Linked DNA regions of Homo sapiens: region 2 is linked to region 1. A link is a loop called in an ENCODE intact Hi-C map of the cell type or tissue named here. Cell type or tissue: heart right ventricle. All regions are shown on one strand. Region 1 has its middle 10 kb from the start of ZNF397. Region 2 has its middle 35 kb from the start of MAPRE2.

Evidence for each region. A loop is a pair of places that touch in the nucleus more often than their neighbours do. Peaks named below come from ENCODE experiments on the same cell type or tissue, not always from the same donor. Only the 100,000 strongest peaks of a DNase experiment are listed, where the experiment ranks them.
Region 2: it touches region 1 in a loop (4-fold over the local background); 35 of 110 quality-filtered maps call a loop at or near these places.

The regions. Positions count from the first base shown.
Region 1 is chr18:35,229,600-35,232,099 of GRCh38, reverse strand. No RefSeq gene overlaps it. Among named protein-coding and RNA genes, the nearest start is that of ZNF397, 10 kb to the left of the region's middle. In heart right ventricle, CTCF peaks have their summits at 734 and 951 (motif pointing left); a DNase peak (open chromatin) is centred at 919; H3K4me3 peaks cover 402 bases.
Region 2 is chr18:35,004,811-35,007,310 of GRCh38, reverse strand. It overlaps a transcript of MAPRE2 not described here. Among named protein-coding and RNA genes, the nearest start is that of MAPRE2, 35 kb to the left of the region's middle. In heart right ventricle, a CTCF peak has its summit at 1,141 (motif pointing left); no DNase peak of the experiment used is centred here.

The DNA of each region.
Region 1 (2,500 bases):
GTTTAAATAGCAACTGATTTCTCAGTATCCTAGGAAACTGCATCAAAAGTAGGGACTCAAAGACTCTTTAAATAGAGGGAATGTCAGGATCTCTTCAAGCTTCAAAATCAAGGGTACTATTAATTAACAGTTTGTGTGGGTAAGCATGACAACATAGCAGAGTAAAATTAAGAATATACACAAATGAATGCCTTTTGCTAAAGAACAAATCTAACCAAATTGAACAAAATAAAAAAGTAATTATCTTTCTAATCTAACTTGCCTACGATTTTACCATAATTTTTACTACTGTATATTAGTCTATAAAAGGACCCCATACTAGTAACATCCTACAGTTATAGTAAAATATATGATATTGAATGTCAATCTATTTCATAGGATAAATTTTTCTGTTTTTACAGAATTTACTTGTACAAAGAATGAATACATTAGCCTAAAAATCCTCACTAGTTCTTATAGTTATTTGAGTGCATTACTATTATTAGTATCTATGTTAATAATATATATAAGGCGTTAGTATTATAAACAGTAAAAAATCACATATTAATCATGTTTATTAGACTGAAAAATCATTAAGTGTGCAGGTAATAAGTGTTCCAGATTACTTAAGCATTTTTCAATATTTCATGTTCCCAAGATTCTTTTAGCTCTTTCTTCTCTCCTCTCTGGCTTGACAGGAAACTTGCTATTTTGTGTTATATTCACCTATTATTATGCATTAACAAGCAGGTGATAATTAGTGGTGGTATTGAAACTAATTGTAAAATGATTGAAACCATAAGATGACCTCTACTGCTTTAGAAGTAGTTTGACTGGAGCCAGTAAATAGATTTTTGTTTACCCTGCATTCCACAGTCCAAGAGTTCTGGTGGCAGTTCGGCGACTGTTTTTCGTCACAAAGACTGTTGCAGGATTCGAGACATTGCCCTAGAACATGCTGCCCCCTGTTGGCCATTTAAAGCAGGGCACGTTCAGAAGGATCCTAGCGGAGCCTGCAGTGTAATTTCTCATTCCCAGTAACACATAATTTCTGGACATAGAAATTTGGATTTTAAATGTCTAAAGGCTTTATCAAATATTTTAATTATAAATAAAAATTATATAACATCCTAAGGAACCAAATAATCTTGAATACTTTCTACAAAATACTTGAATATAAAGATGCTGTAAAAGAATAAATTTTATGGCCGAGTGCAGTGGCTCACTCCTGTAATCCCAGCACTTTGGTAGGCCGAGGCCGGCGGATCACCTGAGGTCAGGAGTTCGAGACCAGCCTAGCTAAGATAGTGATACCCCGTTTCTACCAAAAATACAAAAAATTAGCCGGGCGTGGTGGCGAGCACCTGTAATCCCAGCTACTCGGGAGGCTGAGGCAGGAGAATTGCTTGAACCTGGGAGATGGAGGTTGCAGTGAGCCGAGGTTGCACCATTGCACTCCAGCTTGGGCAACAAGAGCGAAACTCCATCCAAACAAAAACAAAAAACAAACAAAAAAAACCAAATTTTATTATAGCTACTTTTGAGTTATATGAACAGAGAAAGAAAATTAGCCCTGAAGAATTTGTTTACTAGAATTTTACAGTGAATCTCCTAAGGCTGAATTTCTCGTAAACTTATTTAGTCTTATAAATTCAGCATCACTTATTAAGTGATGGTGTATGTGAAAACTAAATAACTTTGGCCTAAATGAAAATGTTGGGTATTTAAAATGTCATTAATATACAAAATATTACTATGTCTTAATTTTTAAATACTTAATTAAATTCAAAAAATGTTTATTGAGCATCAATGAGCCAGGCACTGTACTAGGTTCTGTGAATACCACAGTACCAGTTGACCCTTGAACAACTTGGGGGTTAGGGGAACTCATACACCTACATATAGGTAAAAAATCTGCATATCGGCCAGACACAGTGGCTCACACCTGTAATCCCAGCACTCTGGGAGGCTGAAGTGGGGGTATTGCTTGAGTCCAGGAGCTCAGGACCAGCCTGGGCAACATAACAAAACCCCATCTCTACTAAAAATATAAAAAATTAGCCAGGCGTGGTGGCACACACCTGAGTACCAGCTACTTGGGAGGCTGAGGTAGGAGAATCACCTGAGCCTCAGAGGTTGAGGCTGCAATGAGCTGAGATCACGCCACCACACTCCAGCCTGGGTGACAGAGAGAGAACCTGTCTCAAAAAAAAAAAAAAAAGCATATAATTTTTTTTTTTTTTTTTGAGACAGAATCTCACTCTGTTGTCCAGGCTGGAGTGCAGTGGCATACCATAGCTCACTGCAGGCTTGAACTCCTGGGCTCAAATGACCCCCCTGCCTCAGCTTCTGAGTAATTGGGATTATAGGTGTGTACCACCAGGCCAGACTGACATATACATATACATTTTTTGTGGGGAGAGTGATGGGGGAGTCTTGCTAAGTTGCTCAGGCTGGTCTTGATGTCTGGCCTCAAGTGCTCCTCATGCCTTGGTGTCAGCGTCCCAAAGTGCTGGGATTA
Region 2 (2,500 bases), 220 kb after region 1:
TATCATCCAAAATGAAACGTTTTGAGGGTGAAAGGCAGTGCTAACTAGACTATTTTCCAGGAACACAGACTTGAACCAGGATTGCCTCATACAGACCCGACATATGGACCACCTACTATAAGGGCTAGCAGTACAAGATCAGTTTTCAAAGGGCACTTATGATCCGCAGCTATAGACACAGAAAGCTTAGGTGGTTTCTCTTCCTGGTTCTTCCTATTTCTAATGCCCTCAGGTACCTTTCCACTGAGCCCTGTCCCAACTCTGTCCTAGAGCCTGCTCTGGCCCCTGAATATTCCAGCTGTTGGAACATCATGCAGGGTACCATATCTCCACTTTGTTTGCTTGTTTTAGATGGAGTCTTGCTCTGTCACCCAAGCTGGAGTGCAGTGGCACGATCTTGGCTCACTGCAACCTCTGCCTCCTGGGTTCAAGTGATTCTTGTGCCTCAGCCACCCGAGTAGCTGGTATTACAGGTATGCACCACAATGCCCAGCTAGTTTTTATATTTTTAGTAGAGACAGGGTTTTGCCATGTTGGCCAGAGTGGTCTTTAACTCCTAACCTCTGGTAATGTGCTCACCTCAGCCTACAAAAGTGCTCCATATTTCCACTTTCACTAGAGCAACAGGAGAAAACATCTATTCTTCCACACTAAATAAACTAATTGTTCCAAGTCAATACAGTGAATTTTATACCTGCAAATTTTAATATCAAGACAACTTCTTAAAATGCTATTAAGTGGAAGAATTTCAGTTTCTCTTCTCAAATATTTAAAAAGTGACCACCAGTCATAGCATTTATTACAATGAGGCCCCAAAACAAATATGGTATATTATTCATGATTTGAGCTTTTAATAGTCACCATTACTGTTTAGAGAATTACTATTCAAGAATGAGGTTTCTAATTTTATCATTCCAGAATTTTTTTTTGAAAGAAGAAAACACATACGTCCCCACACACTTTTTTTTTAAGTAAAAATGTTTGATGCTGTGGAGAAATAGGAGTAAAATAAAAGATGTTTAGAGTACCTTTGATGAAATATAGGATGTTACACCACACTTTGTGAGACTATTCTGTGTGAACAATAATAGCTTGTAGCTTGGGACCTCTCTGAATGGCTTTCCAAACATTGCCATCTGGTGGAATTTCAGTTAATTGTTCCTTTGTTCTAAGGGCTCCTGGAGGTGACTCTTGAAGACATTACTTACAGAGACTTAGAGTAATAGTTCGAAATAACTGAAGGTCAAAATGATTGCATCTCAAAGACAAATCCCAGACAGAAAAAAATGAGGCTTTCCAGGTTCGTCATCTCTGTCACAGACATGCTCGCACGCTCGCACGCTCTCACTCTGTCTCTCTTTCTGCCTCTCAAAGCCAACAGAGTGGCTTTCTTGATTCTTAACAATATCAAATAAAAATCATTTATTTATAAATAGCGATGTCATGAGTTCATTTTGACCATATCTTGATATTCTACCCTCCCCACCTATCATAAGATTTTTCAAAATTAAACTTTAATTAATTGGCTTGACCATTTTTGGAGGAATTACTAATAGCAATTAATTAGCCCTTCGTACACTTGGGAAATGGAATTTGATTTGAAAAATAGTGTTTTAAAAGAGCATATTTACTCAAATATCGGCTTTAATTGTGTACTGGAATTTTGAAAATAAATTTGTTACAATGACAATATTACTACTCACTTTAAATTAATTTTTAAGCAAGGAGTCATGCAACGTAATTTATATAAACCTTACCTTGAGCATCCAGGCTTTCTCCCTGGCTGTTGAAATGAACTGTTCCTCTGGGAAACAGGACACTGGGATAGTAAAAATGGAAGAAAAAAAGAGTGCAAGCATTTAATATGATGAAAATATGGAAGCAAAGAGTTATAATTTAGTTTAGTGGGTGTGGCCAGCAATGGAAAAAATTAAAGAAAAAATACACGCCAAATATCCAAAAGTCAATCAATCTTACCATATGAAAGTGATTAAGTCAGCCAGACAATAGAATTATACTCTCAATATATATTATTAGATCAATTCTTATATTGATTAATAGTTGATAAAAATTTAGTATAATGTCAGTCCTATGAAAATATTTTTTCTTTTGTTTTTCCCCTGCCCTGATAGTCTGATGTGACGGGAATCATGTCGGCGGATAACCCCAAGGAGCAGTGCCTCTAGTGGGGTATCAAATACCAACATCAATTAAAGTACTGAATTCCCCAAACTTAGGTTTAACCAGGTTTTATATTTAGTATCAACACAGGCTTTTTCTAGTCAAAAAGATTTTTAATTTCAACAGGATAAGCATTATAAACGACTTTAAAATGTACATACCAATAAGCAGTAATTTAGTAATTTACTTTCTTTTCTTTTTTTTTTTTTTTGGAGATGGAGTCTCGCTCTGTCGCCCAGGCTGGAGTGCAGTGGCGCGATCTCGGCTCACTGCAGGCTCTGCCTCCTGGGCTCACGCCATTCTCCTTCCTCAGCCTCCC